2 separate regions of the Homo sapiens genome follow, and region 2 is linked to region 1. Evidence: read pairs that join two places in POLR2A ChIA-PET (ENCODE). Cell type or tissue: PC-9. All regions are shown on one strand. Each heading gives the region's core, and the rest is flanking DNA. Links, peaks and the distances in the headings are about the cores only. Region 1 overlaps S100A9 (S100 calcium binding protein A9). Region 2 holds the start of S100A4 (S100 calcium binding protein A4).

Region 1 (12,014 bases), core at 4,233-8,232:
TGATGCATTATGAAAGGGCTTGAGGAGGCAAGTTTTCCCCTTTTAAACCTTCCACCATGTGAGGACACAGTGCTCCTCCTCTCTGGAGGAAGCAGCAACAAGGCGCCATTTTGGAAGCAGAGAGCAGCCCTCACCAGGCACCTGAACCTGCCAGCACCTTGATCTTGGACTTCTCAGCCTCCAGAACTGTGGGAAATAAATTTGTGTTGTTTATAAATTATCCATTCTATATTTTGTTATAGTAGCATGAGGACACTAGGACAATGTTTGATAAACATTTCTTAAATGAATAAATGTGTGGAAATTGATAAGTCTGTTGGCTTGACTCTCTATAACTGGCCCCAGGGAAAATATGAAGAAGCATGGCCTCAGGGACAGCTGTTGGGCCCTGGTGAAAAGTGCAATTCAATCTGATCAGCGGAAGTCACTGGAAACCTCCCTGTCCTCCAACCCCTGACTCCTCCAACCAACCACTAAAGTTAGGTCTGGCACTGATGGGGAGCATGAAATCAGAAGTCAGCCCCAGTCCCTGTTTAGTGGGAACATCAAGATACACACAGAAGAGGCAGCAGGGGCAGAGCCTTGGGCTCTGGTAGACCCTCCCGTGGCTGCTCCCTCTGTAGCGGGATATTTTAAAAAATAAGAGAGACCAATGGGGTTGAGGAGGATATTTATTAATTATTTAGGTGAACCGGTCCAGTTGGATTAACATTCAAAGGACTGAGCCCTGAACTATGAAATCAGCAGAAGTCACTGGAAAGTCATTTCCACCTTCAAAATGTATTGATAATCTGACCACCCCTTGTCACCACCATTATCACCACCCTAGTCCAGCCCCATTCCATTTCTGAAATGATCTAGGGCTTCAGGGTCCAATATGGTTGCCACGATCTATACATGACTACTGAGGACTTGAAACATGGTCATATGTGTGAGATGTACTAGAACTGTAATACACTGGATTTCAATTAATTGAGACATGCGTTACATCATTTCTTACTTTTCAAGGAAAAACACGTTTTATGACTTGAGTTTATTTGTCTAGTGACCTTGCAGCTGCATAGCTAGAGAAACAGGTCTTCATAATGCCTGGGAAAGGAGGAAAGATAAGGCTCACTAGCTACAGAAAAACAGGCAGTTAATTTTTAAAGGACTCCAGCTCTTTCTCCTTCTCAGGGGGAATTGGGTTTTCTTACATACAACTGAGTTTCTGCTTACACATTCTTTAATTTCTTTTAATTCCTGTTCCACCTCTGGATCTTCTTCAGCAGCAGGGGCAGGCCAGGTGGCAAAATTGAAGAATTTTAGAAAGGTTAGATACCCTGCTGGAGGTCAGGCAAGACAGATGTGAGGAAAAGTGGGAAAGGGGGCTTTTTACTGCAGGAGAGTGGGTTTGACTTTCGGCTTATTTACTGTGAAGCCATGTGGAGACAGTGTATGGGAAGCTGGGATTCAGGACAAGTGACAAATGATGAGTCCTGGGCACATGGTCTTGGGGTGAAGCTTTGCTGACCACCCCCATCAAAGGAAACAATTGCAGTTGTGTGGAAAGTGTGCGAGAAAGTAGAAGCCTGTAGATGGGGTTGAGGGGAGAGCCTGAAGATGGGGGTGAAGTGGGATTGGCAGAAAAGGAAGGAATGTGTGACCCAGGGAAGGGAGTCCTGGAATGGCCCAAGCCTGGAAGGCTTCTATCACCAAATGTGAATGAGAATGTGAGAGCATTTGGGGAAAGCCTTCCCTCACTGCATGACCTTGGCCAAATCACTTTGCCTCTCTGGGTCTGTGTTTTCTTTATTTTTGAAGAATTCAAAGGAATTTTAAACATCTATTTTGGAAAGTTTTAGACTAGGTGAATACTCAGGTGTCACCCAGTGTTAGTGCTCTGAGAGACCTCAGTTGGATAGAGGGGAACTTGGTGCAGGGTCTAGAAGGAGAACATCACTTAGTGAGAGGGTAGGAAGGAGGATGTCCCTTGGTGCTAAAGAGTAGCAGTCGAGAGTGTGAGGCTAGAAGTTATGCTTCTGTATTCAAATCCTAGCATTGCCACTTACTAACTGTGAGACCTTGAACAAGTTACTTAGAATCTTTAAACCTCAATTTCCCCATCAGTAGCATGGGGATAACCACAGCACCCCTCTCCCAGAGTTGGTGAGAGGATTAGGTCATCTCCTTTTTTTCCTTTTTTTATTTTTTTATTTTTTGAGATGGAGTCTTGCTCTGTCTCCCAGGCTGGAGTGCAGTGGCGCGATCTTGGCTCACTGCAAGCTCCGCCTCCCGGATTCACGCCATTCTCCTGTCTCAGCCTCCCGAGTAGATGGGTTTACAGGTGCCCGCCACCACACCAGGCTAATTTTTTTGTATTTTTAGTAGAGACGGGGTTTCACCGCGTTAGCCAGGATGGTCTCGATCTCCTGACCTCGTGATCTGCCTGCCTCGGCCTCCCAAAGTGCTGGGATTACAAGCGTAAGCCATGCGACTGGCCAAGATTAGGTCATCTCATAGCACATGGAAAGCACTTGGCACAGTATCTGATGCAGAGTAAGCACTCAACAAACATTAGCAATAACAGTAAGATAATAATTTAGACAGGAGGTAACGATTGTAGCTGACCCACCCTCTGCCACAGCACAATAGGTATAGATTATTTTAAACCAAAGCAGACTGAGGTTATATTTAGGGGTGGCTTGGATAGTTAAAGTTGACCAGTGTAAGATAAGGAACCAAGGGAAGTTATGCAATATCTTCCTCTAAAGGCCTTTGAACTAGACCAAGCTGTTCTGCAAACTAGGCCACTCCCTTGATGCACTTACCTTGATTTGGGACCACTTCTGATATATATAGTAGTATTAGAATCTGTTAAAAAAAAAAACAACAAAAAAACCAACAACTAACCGATGAGAGCAAAAGTCCAGCACATTTGCTATTGTGAAAACATTCACCAGCTGTAATTTTGTTTCCAAATAGCCCACTGAACCACAAATTGAACTTAAATCATGGCTAGAAAAATTTTAAGGGCTGCTAACCTTGGTCAAAATCCATCAGTCAGCGGCACCTAAGGACAATGACAAGGGCCCTTGACTTGGAATCAAATGAGCTTGGTTAGACTCCCAGCTCAACTGCTTGGCTCTGTGAGTTTGGGCGAATGGCTTCCCTTCTCTGAGCCTCAGTTTTTTCATGTATATAGTGTGCTGTTTGCACAAGTGATCTCCAGTCCCTTCATGAATACACAGAGACTAGACCCTGTGACTGTGGCTGGTGTCGTGGAACAAGCAAATGAACACAAGCACTGTTAGATCCACAGAGCCCAGGGATTGGCCCTGTTGCTTCTGGAGGCCCTGTCTCACTGTCACCATCTGTCCACCCCCAGAGGCCCTATTCTCCAGCCACTCTAGAACAGTCTCTAGTTTCTCCACGGCTTTGAAACTTCTTGGGTTTTGCTCCTGCTGTCCTCTTGTTCTCTTTGTCTGAAGTGCCTTTTCATCCCTTCATTCACAAACATTTTTTTGTGTCTGCTCTGTTGCAGACACTAGGCTACCTGGGCCCTTCTCTGGCTCTAGAACACCTGCTTATACACCATGGCCTGACTCAACCGTCACATCCTCCAGGGAGCTCACCTGTTCATATCTTCCTCATGTATTTCCATCAAGAGTAGACTTTAGGCCCCTTCCAATTTGGGGCTGACCTCCCTCTTCTGCTCACTGGCTGCTGCTGGAATGATGAGCCTGACAAAGCTGTCTGGGCAAAGGCATTACTGAGTGATAAAGGACACCAATAACACTCTTTTGGGTGCTATATGTGCAATACTTTGCCCTCAGGAGGATATTTCAGGCAGGCTTCCAGTACACCACAAGCCAAGCCATGCCAGCCTGTGCATCAGGCTCTTGGAGCTCAGGAGAAGGATCTGGGCTCAACAAAATGACTATCAGAAGCCCCTGATGTGAGAATGGCTAGGTCTCATCATTTTGACTTGGCCAACACAAGAAGCCTTTCAAGTTTTAAGATAAAGCAAACTAAAAATCTGGAGGGCAAGAGCCCTTACTTCCTATGTTTCTCTGATTTCTTTTATTGCCTAACACAGCACTGGGCACATGGAAGTGCAATTCTTGCCCTCTGAAAACTCAGCTTGGGCATTAGTCCAAGCAAGCTTTCCTTCTCTCTCCTTCCCTCTACCCCTGCCCCCCGGCTCCCCTCTACCCCCTCCCCCACACCACAGCCAATAAGACGGCAAAAAGTGCCTTCTGTACTCTCTGGGCATCTTGTGCTTATCATCTGCCTTTGCTTGTCTTTTGCCCACAACATTGTATTATAGAGAAAATATCTGGTAATTGTGCCCCCACTGGACTGAGGGCTCTGTGAAGGCAGGGAATCTAGCACACTATTTGACATAAGACCAGGCTCATCAGCCTCCTAACTGGTCCTCATGCTTCTACTCTGGGGTTCTCCAGGCTACCCTCCACACAGCTGCCGAATATTCTCCTCCAGATACATCATATCACATCACCTGCCTGATTAAAACCCTCCAAAGGCTCTCCAATGTGTTTGGGGTGAAATCTTCGTTGAGATGGCTTCTTGTCATCCAGGCCTCATTTCCAGTGTTGCTTCCTTGCCTGGCTGCCGGCCCACAAAGCAGTCCTGTTAGCATGTCCCCTTTATTTTCTTTGTGCAACTCATCACCATCTAAAATGATCTGGGCTATCTATTTCTTGACTTGCCTCTTGTCTGACTCTCCCCTAGACGCAGTTTTGTTGACCCAGCACCTATAACAGTGCTCTGCATTTAGTTCTCACTCAATGAGTATTTGCAGACTGAATAGCTGATGAATGTTGGCTTCTTTGCATGGAGCTGTTTCCTACCAGAGGGAATGAACACCTGGAGTAGAATGCGAGGGCGATGCTTGAGGCAGTGCTGGGAGAGTGGGAGGGCCTGGCAGCAAATGAGCCACACCACAGCGGGTTTGGAGGCCTTGCCCCCGGGGGTGGGCTCCTCTCCCTGGACCCTGGTGATATTTGAAGGCAGCTGTCATGGCTCCCTTGCTTACCTTTTCCAGACTTGATTCCCCAAGACCTTCAACAATTTTCCCTTGTGATTGTCTCCTTTCATTATGAGGAGTAGACTCGAAACTGGGACATCTTGTGTTTTGAGGGAGCCATTTCTGGTTAGATATGACCCGTAGTTACTTCACAAAGGTTAGATATGACCCCTAGTTGCTTCCCTGAAAGCACTCAGCCACATAGAACTGCATTTTACCACAGAGGACAGGAGGGCAGAAGGCAGTAAGTGAGAAAAAGCTCAGGGAGAGGATGTAGAAAAGGTAAAGAGAGAAAGAGAGGGGGCAAATCAAGAGGGAAAAGGTTGGGGGAGAGGCAGGGGAGAGGAGGGAGGATCAGACTCCAAGTCAAGGCGGGGGATGCTGAAGGTGCGGGCTGCATGCTGGAATCCTGCTGCCCCTGCCGCCCCTGCTGGTGGCCACCCTCCTCTTCCTCTTCACCTCGGGTCTTGGCAACAAACCCCTTCCTCACTGTACAGTCTGCATGCAGCAATTTTGGGTACGTGGGCAAGAGTGGGAGAACTCATGCAGAAAAGGAAAGCCTAGATGTAGTTGTTTTGAGCCAGCACCAATAGCGGTGCTCTGTGTTTAGTTGGGACTCTGCATTCCGTGGGACACTCAGGATGGAGGCCAGCTGGCTGTCGCTCAGGGGCTCCCTTTCCCTGTCTCCTGTGTCTGGGAGTGGATCTCTGAAGACAGGGGTGATCTAATCATCCAGGGACTGATTGTCGTCTTAGGATAGAGAAACTGTTTCAGGTCAGAGCCCCAAGGGGCAATAGGACTTGAGAAACCAGTTGTTTCAGTCCTGCTGTCACTTTGGTAATTGGAGTGTCAAAATCCATGACACGGGGCTTTCTAAAATATATGTTTTAAGCAACTGCCGGAAGAGGGGGCAGTGCATTGGGGTTGGATTATGGAGCTTACTTCAGGGCAGGGCTGCATCAGGGTTGTGTAAGGTTGGCTCACCGGGCTGGTGAAAGCTGAGATCTTCCTTCCTGGAAAGGTCTTGGCAAACAGCATGAAATGATCTTATTTATCATGTTGCAGTCACACCTCTCCTAATTGAGGTGAAGCTTGGGGTAGTTTGAGGCTCTAGCTTTACTTTTTCTGAGAAGCACCGCTTGGACTCTTAAGTGCTCACCTGGGCTCTTGCAACAGACTCCCCACAGGCCATGTGCCTGGGGTCTCATTCCCACCCCAAACCCATCCCATAAAACACAGATAGAGAAACTTCTATGAAATGCAAATGTGATTATATCATTGCCCTCCCTGAAGCCTTCGGGGCTCTGCCCCTGTTCTGCTGAATGGAGTGTGAGTTCCTTGGCCTGGTACCTATCCTGTTCTCATCTGTCTCTCTTACCTCTCCCTGCCACGCCCCCAGTGCTCCTCATTCGCCCTCAAACCCCACGCCTGCCCATTTCCAGGCCTTTGCATACATGGTCTCCTGAAGCACCTTCATGTTTATCCCGGGATGTCTCCAGGTACCAGCCTTGATGTCACACTGATACTTACCCCTCCATGGAGATGGCCCCAGTGAAGGGCATCATTCCCACCTCAAAGTCCCACCGAGCTACATCCCACCGAAATCTTTTAGCTGGACCTCCCTGGCCTCTCATTTTCCACATCAGATTAATTTGAGGAGCTGTCTTGTCTCCCTGCAGGCCCGAGAACTCTTTGACAACATGGACAAGCTTTATTTATCATGAAGGCCCCTCAGCATTATACTGTGCCTGACACATAGTAAGTCTGCAGTTAATGTCTGTTGAGTGAATGAAGGGACATACAAGTGAGTGGACAAGTGAATTCATTTCTCCCCCAAGTTCTGGAGCCATCCCACCACCACCCAGGCCCCAGACCACATTCAGAGCACTGTGAAGTGTCTGGGAAGAGTTTAGCAGCTTAGACTACTTCTGATCCTTCCTCATTCCTCCCAGGAAGGCATCTAGCAGTTCAGGTTCCACTGCTAACACCAGCCTGGAGGGCAACTCATTGTTGCAGGAATTGTTGGATAGTCATCTGAAGACAGGTTGTCTCTGATTCTTTAGTCACCATGGTGCTGGGAAAGTCCCCAAAGGTCATGTTTCCCCAAAGGACTCATTAATCACAGAGATAGCTACTGATTTCCACTTGGAGTGGGAATCTTAACCTTGACATGGACATGGACATGCTTGCTCTCTCTATCTGAGAAAAGAAGCCCACTCTGCTCTACTCAGCAGAATGAGGTTTTTTTTTTTTTTTTTTTTTTTGAAATGAAAGAGGCTAATGGGAATGAAGAGGTTAAGTCACCTTGATGAGTTCTGTTCAACTACGTTTAAAGAAAATTCCGCAGGGTGCAAGTGGCTTGTTGTCAGACCTTCCCCCAGGGTCTGAAACAATTGCCTACATGCAGACTGAGTTACTAGAGACAAGGTAAATGGAAGAATCCTTGTTACCTGAGGAGGTCTCTGGGTCATCCTGCCACTCAGCTGCTCTGCTCTCTGCCAGCCCCAGGTCTCCAGACAGCTGGCACCCCCAACCCCAGTTCCTGAGAGCCACTCCTACCTCACACCCACATTCGAGCAAAGCACCCATTTCTGCTCTAGAACCATCCTATCTTCACTTTGTGGATGAACAAGTGGATGGTCCATGCTGGGATCTTGAATGTGGGGGAAAATCAGCTATAGTCCCTGCTTTCAGGGGTTCATAGTCTTGGCAAATGAGTATTTGCCATTCAGTATTTGAAGTGCAATGGTGGAATTGTCAGAGTTCTGTGGGCCTGGAGGAGGAAGTCCCTATCTTCTTGAGAAGGGTGGATGGTGAGGAAGCAGTAACACTTGTTCCAAGGCTTGATGGATCCTAAGGGACTTACAAGAGACACCAGGATGGAGCACAGCATTTTTGGTGCAAAGGTGAAGAGGCTGGAGAAAGCCTGGATGTAATTTAGGGAAGGCGTTTTGAAGAAGTGGAGGAATAAACATGTGGATGGGAGGATGGATGATAAGGGGTTAGATTTGTTCTGTGTCCTCAAAGGGGAGGAAAAGTAGGACTAATGCTGGGTGGGCATGAGGAGATGGATTTCAGCTCAGTATAATGAGGGACATTCCAAGTGTCACTCCCAAAGGGGGAAACTCTCCTTTCCTGGAGGAATTCAGGCAGGGTTGGTTCAGTCACTTGGCAGGGATGTTGGCAAGAATCACTCTAGAGTGTGGGTGGGGCAGATTGGATTAAGTCCATAGTTTTCACACTTTTTTCAAGACAAATCTCTTCCTTCAAATCAAATTGGTCTGATTGAACAGGGGGTGGAGGGGCCCTCCGATTCCATCAACTTGCTGCTCCTTACCTTCAGGTTTGAGATTCTGTAATGCTAATGCAGAAGCCTTCCATTTGCAGGTTTTGATCTCCTCTTGCTTTTTTTTCTCCACATCATCCCTTGAGAAGAGAGCATAGAACACGTGAGAAACCTAGGCCATTATACAGGCAATATTTGCTGAGAACCTTCTATGTAGCAGCCACTACTCTAGGTGCTGAGAATAAATCAGAAAAAAAAAACAGATGGACTTTGCTCTCTTGGAGTTATCAGTCTGGAGGGGTAGGCAGAGTCATAAACATATTTAGGCACATTGTGATAAGTAGTGGTGGGCAGAGGGCCTAGGGGGAGCACTTACCACCCTACTGGAAGCATCTGGTCTAAGGCCCTCCAATCCCCAGGATGCTTCTCTCTCCTCATTACCAAGCTGTGTTCAGAAGGGAGTGAAGACAGTGACTCCTCCCTGGATGTGAGCATGGGAGCAGAAGGGCTGTCAGAAAATGAGTGTCCCCAGCTGTCAGGTCTCCAAGTCAGGCACAGAAGGGACTGAGGAGGGCTTCTAGACTCTGCTGCCTAAGCTCTCAGCCTGAGACAGTTCCTGGAAACATCCTCATACCCTCGAGTGGGAGCCCTTAAAACCCTGCACCCAGAGCGGAGCCCCCAGGCCCTTAAAGCAGGAGTCTGCAACAGGCAGGTTGGGGGCACAACCATAGCCAGGCTGTGAGGGGAGGGCTGAAATCCAACACTGGCAGCTCTATATCTTCCTGCTCTGCACTGGGGAAGGGGCTGGGGAGGTGCAGCCAGTGGGGCAGATATGATTCAAGCTACTTTTCGTACTGCATTATTTTGAGCAACTCTGTCATTTGTGTGACTTTGGACTAGTCTCTTCTCCATATTACACCTCGGTTTCTTCACTTATGAAAAGGGAGAGTAGGTGACTGCTAGTCTTCCCAGCTTCCCCAGATCCTAATTCTGTGAGTCTTCTTTCTGCTGAAAGGACAGGGGTCAGAGGACCTTGATCTGGACTCTGGTTTTTGGAAGGCCAAACCCCACTGGTTATAACCTAGGAAAGGGACTTTATAGCCAAAGGGCAGGAAGATGGCAGAGGAGTCCCTGAACTGAGCACTTGGATCTGGGGCAGCTTGAAGGGGGAGCTGCAGCAGTAGCCCTGAGGCAGCTAGGGCCAGGCCTGGTAGTAGGCTTTGCAGAGAGAAGCAGATACTTGTGCTGGGCCCAGCTCTCAGCTACCCACCAGAAAGGACAGCTGGCCCTCAAAGCTTAAAATCAGAATCTTCAGACCCCCAGGCTCTCTGGACCCAGAGCACAGACTCCTCCTGGTAGTCACGGAGTCTTTTAGCTGCAGAGCCCGGACTGGAGCTCATTTCTTCACTCTGCCATTCTGTTGAGACCAGGGTGGGCATAGGGCTAAGCTCTCAGACTCCCACTTGTGTGAGCACTCCCGTTGATTAGGGTGGCAGGTCTGTTAAGAGAGATCCAATTGCTCTCTTGGATCCAGAAAAAGTGTGAGAGTAAACACACCGGATCTGTCCTTGTTTCCACTGCCTGGGTGCCAGTATTCCTCCCCAGACATGGCACTATCTAGGTCCATTTCTGGAAGACTTTCAGAGGAATAGAATTCTGTTAGGAGAGAGAGAGGGCTGTGTAGACAGTGATGGGTGAAGACAGGCTTGGGGCTGGTTGGTGAGGTAGCAGGCATATCAAGGGGTAGAGATATGCCTTTTTGCTTTCTACAGTGTACAGTGACAAGGGCCATTTGTCAGGCTGGACAGGCTGGACAGGGTGTCTGAGATGGGGCAGGGAGCCTGGGATCTGAACAGTGGGGCCTGAAGTCAGAGGTGAGGACATGGTCAGGGAGGTGAGCCCAAGGGGCCCAGCACAGACCCATGTTTTGCTGCTTCTCATTTTGTTAATACTGAATGAGGGGGCTGAGTCACAGATAAGGACAGGGCTGTCTAATGCCCAGAGCCCTGGGAAGGCAGGGTTGGAGAAGAGGTGGAAGAAGCACACAGAGCACTGACTTGGAGGAAGAGACTTTATTTGGCCCCAGCCCCTAGCCCCACAGCCAAGACAGTTTGACATAACAGGCCCCGGGGCCCTGGTTGGGTAGAGGCAGGGTGGCCTGGCCTCCTGATTAGTGGCTGTGGCCGTGGCCACCATGACTGTGGCCGTGGCCGTGGCCACTGTGATCTTGGCCACTGTGGTCTTAGGGGGTGCCCTCCCCGAGGCCTGGCTTATGGTGGTGGCCAGGGCCCTCGTCACCCTCGTGCATCTTCTCGTGGGAGGCCCAGGTTAGCCTCGCCATCAGCATGATGAACTCCTCGAAGCTCAGCTGCTTGTCTGCATTTGTGTCCAGGTCCTCCATGATGTGTTCTATGACCTTTTCATTCTTATTCTCCTTCTGCGGGTGGGGAGAGAAGGCTGTGAGAGCTGGGTGTGGCCAGAGGTGGGGACTGGGAGCACAGTAAATGACCAGCTGGCAAATGTACAAGGGAAGCCTCACCCTGGGGCTGGATTTAAAAATTAAAAATGACCATAGGCTGAGTGCGCACAATGGAGCAGACACTGAGCACATACCAAACGCTCTCCAGTTTATTCCCTCCATGACCCTGTGACTTGGGTGCTGATTCTCTATTTATAGAAGAGGAAGCTGAGTTCCAGGGTCTTGCCCTGGTCATGGCATGAGTAAGCCTGGAAATGTCACCTCATTTGGTCCTTATAACAACTTTAACAGCTAGGAATGGTATCTTCCTGGAGGAAGACTTGAAACCAGTCCTAGAGAGGGTCATTAGTTTTCACAGCTTGACTATTGAGGGCATGCAAATTCAGATCTGACTTAGAGGCCAGTTCCACTCTGCTACCCCTCTGCACTTCACTCCTTCCCCTGCCCTCCCTTCCCTTCCCTCTGGAGGTTACCAATTAGTGAAACTTATTTCAACCAATACAACGGGGAAACACCTAGAAAAACTAGGTGTGGGCAGGGGAGATGGAGGGTCAGAGAGCAGAGTATGTGCTCCGCTGACCTCAAGGGTGTGATAAAGTATAAAAGGGGAGATGGTCGGACAGGGTGGCTCATGCTTGTAATCCCAGCACTTTGGGAGGCCGAGGCAGGCAGATCACCTAAGGTCAAGAGTTCGAGACCAGCCTGACCAACATGGAGAAACCTTGTCTCTACAAAAAATAACAAAATTAGCCAGGCATGGTGGTGCATGCCTGTAATCCCAGCTATTCTGGAGGCTGAAGCAGGAGAATCGCTTGAACCCAGGAGGTGGAGGTTGTGGTGAGCCGAGATTGTGCCGTTGCACTCCAGCCTGGGCAATAAGAGCGAAACTCTGTCTCAAAAAAAAAAAAAAAAAAAAAAAAAGGAGAGACATCAGGGGAGGTGGAAGACCCAGACCCAGGCGGGGTCCAAGAGAGCACTGGTTGGTTCCAGCTCTGCCACCCTCTGGCTGAGTCACCTCGCTAAGTCCCCTCCCAGAACCTGTGGGGTACCCAGCCAATGCGAGCACTCTCCTGTGCAGCCCATCCATGAGGCTCTGCTTCCTTTCCCACAGCATCGCTTTGCTTCTGGTGGGGGATGTCAGGTGGGGGGTGAAGCGGGCATAGGGGGTCACATGGAGGATAGTTTTGCCATGCGGCCTCTCTGCTGGGCCCTTTCTTGCC
Region 2 (12,014 bases), core at 4,136-8,135, 180 kb before region 1:
CCGAACCTGAGCTTTGATCCTGATGGTTTGGGGAGTGAGGAAGACAGAAGTGGAAGCCCAGTTCTCACCCCAAGAGGGGACACAAATGGATGACCCTCCCATGATGCTGAGACCCCAAAAGGCTACACACTCAAGCTAAAAGCCAGAGGAAATCCCATCCTGCCACCCACAAGACTTCAAGGAAAGTTGTTTTGGTGCTGAGCAGAGCAGGGGAAGAAGGAAAACAGCCCTTAAGGAGCTCCAGCCACTGGCCAGCCTTCATGTGACTCTAGCCCAAATTCATTCCCATCACCTGGGGTGGAAGGGCCAGAAATCTCAAGCTTAGACTCTGGAAGTGCCCCTGGGAGGAACACACCTCCTTCCTGTGCCTCAAAGACATCCCACCTGATGATTTCCCCCCTGGGAAGCAAGCAGTTCACAGCCAAAAGCTGGGATCTGGTCAGGCAAGTTCAGACTTCTCGTCTGTAAAGGGGAGGCTTAGCCACGTGCTCTCCAAGTTCTACCCGGAATAGAGATTTGTAGGGGTGCAACCTGAGCGAGGCAGAAGTGTGTCCCCACTTGGTATTCTGGGGGCCTCTGCAGAGTGAAGAGATGGGGCTGTGATGTGATGGATAAGCCAGACTGTCTCCTCCAACTGAGCTGGAAGGACTTGGCAGGAGACTGTCCCCTGTTCCCAACTCTGGGGGAGGGCAGATGGGGAATGAAAGGGGAGTGGTGTCTGAGCCCAGACTGGCCTTTGATGTGTGCGTGGATAGGTGGGCAGGTGGGGCCTGTAATGGGTCTGCTGAGGGATCCCTGAGGGCATCCTCAGTGTTGACCTACTTGTGTCCCCCATAATTGCTTCCTTCCTTTCTTGGGAGGCTACAAATAGTGACGCCCTGTCTCTAAGCTCCTACAGCTGAAACGCCAGCACCAGTGGTGAGTGCCAGCTGCTTGGGTCCTGCCCTGGGTTGAGTGTCAGGGCAGTTTGGGGACCCCCAGTAGCCAGCCTGACTCCTGACCCAGGGTCTGGCATTGGAAGCAGAGAGATGACCACAGGCGGGCCTGACACGGGGAGGGAAGTCAGATATAGTGGACGCAGAGGTTTCCTTACACAGTGAGGGGCTGTTGGGGAAGTTTGGGCAGGGAGGTGTGTAGAGCTAAGGTCTGCCTTGGGGTGGGAGCACTGGGCTCAAGGCTCTGGTCTTCCCCTTGATCAGGCCCCTCACCTGCTCCTTGCCTCCTTGCTTCACCTCTGAGTCTCCTCATTTCTGAGGATCATGGCCCTTTCCTCTCCTGGGAACCTGGACACCTTGCTCTAATCCTGGGGTGTTTACAATGAATTAAATCCTGGCAGTGCTTGGCACTCCCCACTCCCCTTCCCCTACTTTCCTGCCAGCCACAACCATGCCAGCCATTTGCTCCCAGCAGGGGGCCCAGCAGTGGGCAAATCTTCAGGGAGAGTCTTGGCCCTGGCCGCCCTGTGCTGCAGGACTCTTGTCCCGTGGGGGAATCAGGAGTGAGTCACTGGGCTAGCATGGAAAAAACTCTTGCCTTCCTGGCTGCCTTCGGGTTTTCCCAGGCTGGAGGCATCATCCCAGAAGGGCGGTGGAAGGGGACAGTGGAAGTGGGGGGAGGTGAGCAATTCCAGGAAGGGCTTCCCCTCCAATAGAACAGAGTATCCCTATACAGAACCTCCCTGCTCAAAACCCCCAGGGGTCGGGAGGGTAACCTCAGGGGAGGCCAGTCTCAGATTGGTAAACACCCGAACTGGTCAACTCTCAAGAGACCATCTGGTTCAGGTTCCTGACTGGGCCAGCGAGGTGAGATGAACCCCAACTTACAGATCAGGCCCCGCCCCTGAGACCCAGAGAGACAAATGGCTCACCAAGGTTGCACAGCTGGCGACAGGCAGAGAGGATCCCACAAGTTTTTCTTCTGGGTGCAGCTTCCTCGAGTTCAGGGCAGGAGGCAGGGTGAGGGCAGTGGTGGTGAGGCTGTGGGGGCGCCTCTCAGACCTGCCCCTCCCTGCTAAGGCCTAGCTTCTCCAAGGGCTGAGGGCAGAGAAGCACAGGGCCAGGCTCTCCTTGTGCAAGTTCCTGCAGGGAGGGAGGCTTCTAGGGCATCTCATGGGCTGGGGCAGACTGGGACCGAGCCATCCCTGGGTGTTGGGGATAAGAAGAGGTGGCAGATAATCTGAGAGTGCTTAAGGAGCCCCACGGTGGGGTGTGTGGGTGGTGGGGTAGGATGCTGTCTCTCTGAGGAGTTTACAGCGATGTTGGGGCAATGAGACCTCTACATGGGGAAATAACAACAGGACAGCAGGGGGATAAATTAGGAGGGGCTGGTGTGGTCTGGGAGGGCTACTCAGAGGAGGGGGAGACTGCGGGGCCTGAAGCCTGATGGAGGTTAAGATGGGTCTGGGAACAGTCTCTGAGAAACACAGAGGGCAGAGGTGAGCTGGGGGGCTGGCCTGGAACTCTGCTGTGAGCCACACCCTTGTTCTGTGACAGTGAGGATGGCCAGGCCTCTGGAGCAGGCGGTAGCTGCCATCGTGTGCACCTTCCAGGAATACGCAGGGCGCTGTGGGGACAAATACAAGCTCTGCCAGGCGGAGCTCAAGGAGCTGCTGCAGAAGGAGCTGGCCACCTGGACCCCGGTGAGCAGTCAGAGTGTCCGTCCCCTCCTCCTCCGGGGGGAGGCACTGCCTAGACTCTGCAAAGAGAGACCTGGGGACAACAAGCATGAGCACAGGACAGCAAGGGAGGGGGCTGGATTGTGAGGAGGGAGTGGGAGGGGGAGAACTGACACAGCAGAAACCTCAGCTTCCTCATCTGTAAAATGGGATGACAATCATCCCTGCTGCCTTGCAGAGCTGTTGAGAGGACTGAGTGAGAGCACCATGAAGAATGCCTAACACTTGGTAGGCACTCAGTAGCAAATAGTAGGTGCTCGATTAATAATCTGAGAGGACAGATTTGGGAGGGGATTGCAACGAGTGCATTATCAGAGCAGGGAGGTTGAAGTCGGCCCTCAGAAGGGTGTAGTTTGGGGTGGGGTGGGTCCACTTGGGAGAGGAAGGAGGGAGGTGGCGTGTGAGGCTGTTCTGCCCTCCTCATCCTACTCCCTTACCTCTCCCAACCCTTCCCTTGCACAGACTGAGTTTCGGGAATGTGACTACAACAAATTCATGAGTGTTCTGGACACCAACAAGGACTGCGAGGTGGACTTTGTGGAGTATGTGCGCTCACTTGCCTGCCTCTGTCTCTACTGCCACGAGTACTTCAAGGACTGCCCCTCAGAGCCCCCCTGCTCCCAGTAGCCTCTGCTCCAGGGGGTGCGCTGGCTGTCGGGGGCTGGGCATGTCTCCCACACCCCCTCCTACCCTCTCTCCTGTACCCCTTTCAATCTGGACTTGCCCAGGTCTTCTGCGATCAGTTAACCCATTTTACCTAGGAGGCCCAGAGATGTGAGGGCTCCTTCCTCAGGATGCCCAGCGAATGAGGGGTAGAGCCACTCTGGGGCCCAGCCTGCCTGCCGCACCCCTGTGGCCTCCCTTGTGGATGGGAGGAGGCGGGATCTGCTCTGAGGCCCTCGAGGCTCAGCAGAGCGTGCACCAATGAGACCACGATGGGAAAGGGCCTATTTAACTCCTAATAAAAAACTGGCATCAGCTTGGTTTTGTTTGGTTCTTCTCTGAGGACGCGTCTCCTGAGCTCTTTGCTCCTCTCTGGCCTTTTCCACTGCGGGAAGGCAGCTGAGGGCAGGGGCAGGGTGCTCCCTGAGGGAAGTTGCAGACCCTGCAGAAATGCAGTGGCCTCCAGGGTCCAGCAGGAGGGCGTGGGGACAAAACAAGGACCCCTGTCCTCCCTTCCTCTCTCTCTTTCTTTGGGATCTTTGAGAGAGGACTGCCTGAGTTTCCCCTGGGACTCAGTGCTCATGGTTGGAGGAGGGTGGGGCCGTGGGTGCAGTGGGGGTGTTTGTTCCCTGCCTCGGGCTGTGGGAGCCCAGAGAGCAGCACTAATGGGATTAGGGTGTCTGAGGTGTTTCTCCCAGCCAGGAAGGGGTGCTCTGTATGGAGGGGTAAGGGAATAACTTGAGCTAGCCCCTATCCCTGAAGCCGCAGCCCCCTGAGGGCCTTAACCCCCTACTTCTAACCCTCACTGGGTTTGTAGCCCACCCTGAGAGGTTGACCCGAATTATAACTCCCCTATTTCATGCCATTTCACCTCTAACTCTCCACCCCAACCTGGATTCTTCATTCCTGACACTCATCCCAACTTTAAATGGCCCCTCCTGATACCCTCTCCGAACCTGAGATCTATCCGTGAGCCCCCACGCCTCACTGCCACTCCACTCCATCACTACCTCACCCAGGACCTTTCCCACTGACGTTCCTGAGGTGGTCCCAGAGCCTCCTTTGGGTGTGAGCCTGTTCCCCTCCAGATCCCCCCGCCCCGACCCTGAGCCTTACTTGGCATGGCAGACAGTACCGGGCATGGGGATCCCCACCCCAGTTTTTGTTTCTGAATCTTTATTTTTTTAAGAGACAAGGTCCTCTGTGTTGCTCAGGCTGGAGAGCAGTGGCTTGAGCATAGCCAACTGCAGTCTCGAACTCCTGGGCTCAAATGATCCTCCTGTCTCAGCTTCCTGACTAGCTGGGACTACAGGCTACAGCCATGCTGCCCAGCTAATTAAAAAAAAAAATTGTTTTTCCTTTTTATAGAGACAGAAGTCTCTCTATGTTGCCTAGGCTGGTCTTGAACTCCTGGCCTCAGGCGATCCTCCCATCTCCCCCCTAGCTTTTGTGTCACCACATTTCCAGGGCAATCTCCCACCTGTCACCCACCACCCCCTGCATCTCCTTTCCTAGGTCCCCATGGGACTACTCCCTGTCCCCCATGCTCCAGGCACAGGCTGCCCCTTCCTCCACCTCTCTAAAACTCAGGCTGAGCTATGTACACTGGGTGGTGCCCATCTCATCCAGTCCCCTGCTAGTAACCGCTAGGGCTTACCCGTTACCCACGGGTGCCCACCTGGGAACAGGAGGCTTGGTTCCACGGCTGGGCTGGTGGAGGGTGCTGTGGCACTTACCGCATCAGCCCACAGCAGGAAGGCAGTATCCGCTCTCCCCTGTCCCCTGCTATGGGCAGGGCCTGGCTGGGGTATAAATAGGTCAGACCTCTGGGCCGTCCCCATTCTTCCCCTCTCTACAACCCTCTCTCCTCAGCGCTTCTTCTTTCTTGGTTTGGTGAGTTGTGTTGGCCTGACTGGCATGCAAGGGGTGTCAGAGGCCAGGGCTGGGGAAGGAGAAGGGGAGGCTGGTGGGGGCCAGATGTGCTAAAGAGATCCAGATGTGAGATTCTGATGTGGAACTCTGGGTGGATTGTGTGCGTGGGTGTGCATGGCACACACACACATGCACGTAAGACGGAGGAAAAAACAAACAGAAAAGTGAGCAAGTGACTGAATTTGAGCTCTCCAGGTGCTTCTGAGATGTGGGCTTGCACACGCTGTTGCTATAGTACGTGTTGGTATGTATGTGCCTGTGGGTATCTGCACTGGCTCATGTTTGCTGGGTTGCGCACTCGGGAGCAGGAAGCAAAGGAAAGGCAGAAGGCAACTGTGGGCCTTTGTCTGGTGGTGTGCCCCATGAGCCTCTGCCCTGCACGCAGCAGCCCAGCTCGAGAAGGTGCATGGCCTCTGCAGCTTCTCTTCCAACCCTTGCCTCTGCCACCTCACTTTGCCCCTCCCCATGCTGAGAGCTAAGCGGCTGTGCTGGTTTTTTCCACTGCAGGCCCCTGGGCAGGCCTCCAGCAGCCACACCCAGTTCTGGGAGGGAAAAGAATGGCAAGGGCGGGGCCTTTGTGGCTGAGCTGTGGGAGTGGATAGACTGAGTGAGGGGTGGAAAAAATGCTGTTGTTGAGGCAAGGCCTGGGAGGCCCTGGGAGTTTGCTGCCCGAATCTCCAGAGCTTGCGCAGCGGATCTTGCAAATGTTCACTGCCCAGAGCATGTGTTCCCCACTGTGCACACCCTCCCAGCCAGGTGCGGGGGCCCACTGCTCTGGGCTCCCCCAGGGAGGGAGCAGAGTCTCGCCAAGTGCTCCTGGAGGGATGGGAGTGGAGCCTGGCATTCTGAACACATCTCTGAGGGGTGGGATTAATAAGACGGTCTCTGTGCCTCCTGCTCCCAGATCCTGACTGCTGTCATGGCGTGCCCTCTGGAGAAGGCCCTGGATGTGATGGTGTCCACCTTCCACAAGTACTCGGGCAAAGAGGGTGACAAGTTCAAGCTCAACAAGTCAGAACTAAAGGAGCTGCTGACCCGGGAGCTGCCCAGCTTCTTGGGGGTGAGTGGGTAGTGCCTGAGTGAGTCCCCACGTGGGGCATTTCCCACAGAGGAGGGCAGCAGTCTTGCTCTAGAGCATTAGCTACAGAGGGCATCTATCAGTGGGGTGGCTGCCTGGGGTGGAAACACATTGAACACCACCACTCACTGCCTGGCCCCATGCTGAAAGAGGGCTGAGAATGAATGGGTCAGACACTGCCAGGTGCTTTGCACAACTTAACTGAAGGGAAGACTAAGCTCAGAGTGCTAAGTAACTTCCCAAGGTGGTCAGTGTACACAACTGCCATCCGGACCGGGACTGTCTGACTCTTGCCATCACTCCAACAGTGGACACTGTTTGAGTTTCTATTTGGCTTGTAGATGTGAAGACACAGATGTGGAGATGATCACAGGCCTGCAGACGTTCCCTTCAAACAATAACAATGTATATTTGTATCAAACATAACACAGTTTATATATTGTTTTCATGACTATTACTACCTCATGGGATTATTAGAACAACCTTGGGTGAAAATGTAGTGGTCCCGTCATTTTTCCATTGCACCAGGTACTCAGACTTCCTTATCCAAGGAGCACCTTCTCCACCCTAGCTTAGCCTTGAGGGTTGGAGTTCCAAACTGGACCTCCCAAAGGAGCCTCCCTGAACTCTGGTCTGGGAGTAGAAACTGGGTCTGGTCCTGGCTCCACCCACTGGGCTTCTGTTTTCTATCTGTAGCCTCTTCTCCCTCCAGAAAAGGACAGATGAAGCTGCTTTCCAGAAGCTGATGAGCAACTTGGACAGCAACAGGGACAACGAGGTGGACTTCCAAGAGTACTGTGTCTTCCTGTCCTGCATCGCCATGATGTGTAACGAATTCTTTGAAGGCTTCCCAGATAAGCAGCCCAGGAAGAAATGAAAACTCCTCTGATGTGGTTGGGGGGTCTGCCAGCTGGGGCCCTCCCTGTCGCCAGTGGGCACTTTTTTTTTTCCACCCTGGCTCCTTCAGACACGTGCTTGATGCTGAGCAAGTTCAATAAAGATTCTTGGAAGTTTTGAGGCTGATGGTTTGAGAGACTCTGGGGGCGTGGGTTGGGGACTGAGGGATATGTTGTGGGGTGGTGGTGGGGAGAGCTGGGAGTTGAGCTGAAGTTTTATGGACAGCAGACCAGTGAAGTTAGGGGAGGGATGCAGGGTGACTAACAGTGTGTGTGCACAGGCAATAGAGTTCACTCGGTGTGGTCAAAGCCGAGAAGGGGACCCCTCACCACCCCCCTGCCAAGGTTTGGAAGGTCCCAGCTGTGGGATCTCAGCCAGCCCACTTACCCCTCCCACCTCTCTCCAACCTTGCCTCTGGCAGGATCTTGAACCGAGGCTGGAATTGAAGGTCATATCTGTTCCTGGTTGGGGTCTGGAATGGAGTTTGGGTGTCCTGGGAGTAAGTCGGAGGGAAAAGAATAAGGCTGAGTTGCAGGGAGGAAGTATTTAGGCGAGAGTGGGATGGGGAGGAGGGCTGGCACTCAGTGCTGACGTTGACAGTCCAGGCCCTGTCCTGCCACCCACTTCCAGATCATTGGCTTCAAACCACAGGGATGGATTAATCCTTTCCTGTGCGTGGTAGGATCAGGGAGGGCAATGTGGAGGGAGACCCGCTGTTTGCAGCAGCATGAGAATATAGGCATTCTCGAATCCACCGTCTCTGCCATAAAGGTCCCTGGATGAGATCTGTTATCAGTCAGGAATCAAGCTCCTTCAGAGAAGGACAGGGGACCTCAGAAGAGATGAGTGGGGGTCAGTGGCTGGAGTGGGAGTGAGGCAAATGGTGGGAAGGTGACCATAGTTTTGGAGACAAAATTCCACATATATGATCTGACAAATGAAATTGAGATTATTTTCCCCCCAGAAAATATAAGGCATGATATTGCTTCCCCTTAGGTAGGTTCAAGGCCAGTGGCTCCAGGGTGCAGTGGTGGGTTGAGGTTAGACTTCAAGGCCATGTCTGGGTGACTCAGGGATCTTTTAGGAAGAGGTGCATGGAGGTCAGGTGCAGAGGCTGGAGGGCTTTGTCCCACTGACCTCCTCTTGAGGGTCCTCTTTCCTCTCATCACATGGGGCTTTTCTCTCAGGTTTCAGAGGAGTGGGGCAGGTGACTCAGATGTTCCCGCAGGGTTTGAATACAGAGACTTGGGAGGAATTTCAGTTCAGGAGAAAGTCTGCTGCCTTCCGCTGCCCTCTCCATCCACCCTCCCTGGGAGCGCCCTCCCTGGGGCCTCCACCCAGGTCACGCTCTCCTTCAGAGATGCCTACTGCATAGCAACCAATCCCTGCTGCCTCTCCAATCTTGCCAGCTGGGGGTGGGGTGGAGTGGGGAGCAGTGGGGAGGCCCCCCAGGCTGGGGTGGGACTGCAGCAGTGATAGGTACTACACCCTGAGCCCAGGTCTGTTCTTGGACTGGTGGTAGAAGTATGTTGTTCTACTGTGGTAGAACGATGTCTGAGTGTCTCCTGGGATACAGGAAACTCTCCCTGGCCCCTACTTCCTCCTTGACTGCAGCCTGAACCTGAACCCCCCTCCCCAATCCACAACCTCTACCCCAGTGCTGGGCCTTAGCCCTTCGCTGGACACCTTCCCTATTCCTGATTCTCAGTCCTCCATGCCAAGAGTCTCCGACGAGCCTTTCCTGTGAAGAGCAGTGAGGCCTAGAAGAAATCGTTCATTTAAAAGCCCTTTAAAAACCTCTGGGCCCATATTAGCTCATGACCTTGACCATATCCTTCGCAGAAAATATCTTCCTCCACTGATCCCCATCTCAAGGGCTGTCTTCTCTACTCCTGGAGTGGGTGGCAGGATGGGTGGGAGGGGCCCGATGTGGAGAGCTTCCTAGGACACGGGGAGATGGTGCCCTGTGTTTGTCCCACACTTCTGAGGTTTTCTTTCCAGGACAGCCTGGTTTCCCTTCTTCGGCTTATTGTTCCATCAGATTTCAGATTTTGAGTTCTGATTTTTGGTCAGAAGAGTAAAGTTTCTGGGATTGGGGACGTGTGTGCTATGGGAACTCAGTGTGTCCCCAGCCCTTGTTTGTAAACAAGGAAGGTGAGATTGGCAGAAGGGGTTTCTCCCCAGCTCCATCCCGGGAGGCTCTGACGTGGGCATCCTCAAGTCCCCAACAACTTCTCATGGGCCCTTTCTCTCCCCTGGATTCCTAGGGACAGAGATCAGGGAAATAAAGGCAGAAGGCAGTGAGAGGGAGGCTATGCCTGCTGCTTGGATTCTCTGGGCTCACTCCCACAGTGGTAAGTCCTTCCTTCCTATGTCTCTGTTCATCTGATATCTGGTGGGTCACGCTGGATGATGAGGGTGACAAGTGGTGGTGACCTCCACCAAGGAGGCCTGGCCCCACAAGCGGGCATGCGCTCAGGGAGAAGAGGGCAGAGCCTTTGGAATTTCTTGAGAAATGGCTCTGGGGTGGAGGTGGGGGTCTGGACTAGCCAGGATGCTCCTGCAGGTGCACAGAGTCCCTTGCCTTCAACTGTGGTCCCAGCTGAGTCTCCTTGAGGTGGGAGAGGCTGAGGTTTTTGTGGTGGGAGAGGAATGATGGGTCTGGTTCAAGAATGGCAGGGAGGGCTTTGGGCTGGAGGTGAAGACTCTCCACAGATTTAACCTGCAGCCTTCAAGTTCCGTGGGTGTTGCCTCCTTCCTCCCTGAGGGGGAAGTGGTTTTTGAGTCTGAGTCACTTGAGCTCCATCTGTCTCTTCCCTTGGCTGAGGGTGGCTGTGCTATTGGAATCCAGGCCCTTATTCAAGCGTAGCCTCTGGATCCAGGTTTTGGAATGATCCTGGAGATTTCAAGAGGCCCCCTGCCCTCCCTGCCCGCTGACCCGTCTCTGTGTGCACTGCTCTGGGCCAGAGTCTGGAGACCAGCTGGGCCAGCTCAGCTCACCTCCCTGCTGCTCCTTGTTGAGACCCCATCACCCAGTTCCAGCCCAGCCCCCTCTCAGCCCTGGACTCTCTCTTTGCCCTGTCCCCGACTTTAATAATGGGACACTCCTCGATATCAGGTGATTCAGGCACTGGGGGAAAGGCTGGTGAACTGCCTGTGGAAAACCAGTTCCTAAGCTGGAAGAAGCAGAGAGAAAATCGTGACCCTTGATCTGCTCCACCATCTGCCACCAGGGCCTTTTGAGGAGGTCGTCTTCTCATCTTTCTGCCTCAGGCCTACTTTTCAACAACTCCCCAGCAGGAGAGTCTGTGGTCTCCTTTGGGGTCTTGCTGTTCTCCTTGTACCAGCAGCTCCAGAGTTTGTTGTGGGTCTCATTGTAACCTGTACTGATATAGATGGGCGCTCTTGTTAGTGGATTTCAGTCTCATCCTGGGTTCCAGTCTCTTGTTCTTTGAGGGAGGGGCCTCAGAGGTAGGCTAGTGCTGCTGGTGGTGACTTCCTGAGGAATGGGATCTTCCCCTCTCCCTCTACAGAGCTGCACACTGTGATGGAGACTCCTCTGGAGAAGGCCCTGACCACTATGGTGACCACGTTTCACAAATATTCGGGGAGAGAGGGTAGCAAACTGACCCTGAGTAGGAAGGAACTCAAGGAGCTGATCAAGAAAGAGCTGTGTCTTGGGGAGGTAGGTGATTGTTCCCTCATCCTCCACCCCAAAGTCTGAGTACTCCCTCTGGGGGACACATACCTACCCTCAGGATCCTCCAGCCTAAGCCAGGGGCAGGGTGGCCAAGGGCTACAGACAGAGACAAAGGAAGATGGTGGGGATTTCGGGCCAGCAAAACTCTAGCCCTCTGTGAAGGAGAATGGGTCAGGGTCTCACTGAGAAGGAGGAAGGGCTGAGTCTGGAGGGTTTAGAGAAGGAGATTGAGGAGCCTTCGATGGTGGGGCCAGGCTCTCCCAGCAGTGGCAGAACCTGTGCTAGGGGTCATGGGTGGTGAAGGGATGCAGGGTGTCCAGGTCCAGCTGTGTACAACTCAAGTGTAGGGACTCTGCCTGATTCTTCTCTGTGTGCACAGCATGGCCAGGGCTCTCTGATGGTGCTGGCACTCAAACTGAAAGGTTAACTTGTAAACATAGGGTAGTGAGGAGACAGAACTGGTTCTCACCAGATGGAGGTGGTGGGAGGGAGGTGACTGACAGAGGGGAAGGCCCATGAGGTTATTATAATACAATATCCCCGAGGATAAATAAATAAATAAATATATATATATATATATATATATATTTTTTTTTTTTTTTTTTTTTTTTTTTGAGAGAGTCTCGCTCTGTCACCCAGGCTGGAATGCAGTGACATGATCTTGGCTCACTGCAACCTCCGCCTCTCAGGTTCAAGCGATTCTCCTGCCTCAGCCTCTTCAGTAGCTGGGATTACAGGCACGCACCATCACGCCCAGCTAATTTTTGTATTTTTAGTAGAGATGGGGGTTTCACCATGTTGGTCAGGCTGGTCTCGAACACCTGACCTCGTGATCCATCTGCCTCGGACTCCCAAAGTGTTGGGATTACAGGCGTGAGCCACTGCGCCTGGCCAAGGATAAATATTTTTGAGACAGAGTCTCACTCTGTCACCCAGGTTAGAGTGCAGTGGTGCGATCATGGCTCACTGTAGCCTTGAACTTTCAGGCTCAAGTGATCCTCTTACCTCAGCCTCCTGAGAAGCTAGGACTACAAGCAAATACCACCACGCTTAGATAATTTTTAAAATTT

The links. ChIA-PET counts read pairs that join two places held together with the same protein. Peaks named below come from ENCODE experiments on the same cell type or tissue, not always from the same donor. Only the 100,000 strongest peaks of a DNase experiment are listed, where the experiment ranks them.
Region 2: POLR2A ChIA-PET joins it to region 1 with 8 read pairs; 2 of 35 experiments call an interaction of 5 or more read pairs at or near these places.

The regions. Positions count from the first base shown.
Region 1 is chr1:153,359,382-153,371,395 of GRCh38, reverse strand. It overlaps S100A9 (S100 calcium binding protein A9), which reads right to left. Exons shown (of 3, transcript NM_002965.4): 3 at 10,373-10,752. The coding sequence ends at 10,558. Among named protein-coding and RNA genes, the nearest start is that of S100A9, 7.5 kb to the right of the region's middle. In PC-9, for the core only: a CTCF peak has its summit at 5,952; DNase peaks (open chromatin) are centred at 5,945 and 7,025; H3K4me3 peaks cover 1,493 bases; H3K27ac peaks cover 2,501 bases.
Region 2 is chr1:153,538,969-153,550,982 of GRCh38, reverse strand. S100A4 (S100 calcium binding protein A4) reads left to right here and starts at 5,177. Exons shown (of 3, transcript NM_002961.3): 1 at 5,177-5,230; 2 at 6,174-6,329; 3 at 7,060-7,362. The coding sequence starts at 6,189. The coding sequence ends at 7,224. It overlaps LOC101928034 (a long non-coding RNA gene), which reads right to left and starts at 5,241. Exons shown (of 3, transcript NR_125947.1): 1 at 5,074-5,241; 2 at 1,868-2,562. It overlaps S100A5 (S100 calcium binding protein A5), which reads left to right and starts at 10,049. Exons shown (of 3, transcript NM_001394232.1): 1 at 10,049-10,362; 2 at 10,778-10,929. The coding sequence starts at 10,792. It overlaps S100A3 (S100 calcium binding protein A3), which reads left to right and starts at 1,725. Exons shown (of 3, transcript NM_002960.2): 1 at 1,725-1,802; 2 at 2,493-2,638; 3 at 3,137-3,654. The coding sequence starts at 2,498. The coding sequence ends at 3,301. RefSeq lists enhancers at 512-1,073, 4,907-5,096, 5,247-5,296, 5,107-5,687, 5,688-6,268 and 1 more and a silencer at 1,376-1,670. In PC-9, for the core only: no CTCF peak of the experiment used is centred there; a DNase peak (open chromatin) is centred at 5,792; H3K4me3 peaks cover 1,763 bases; H3K27ac peaks cover 2,506 bases.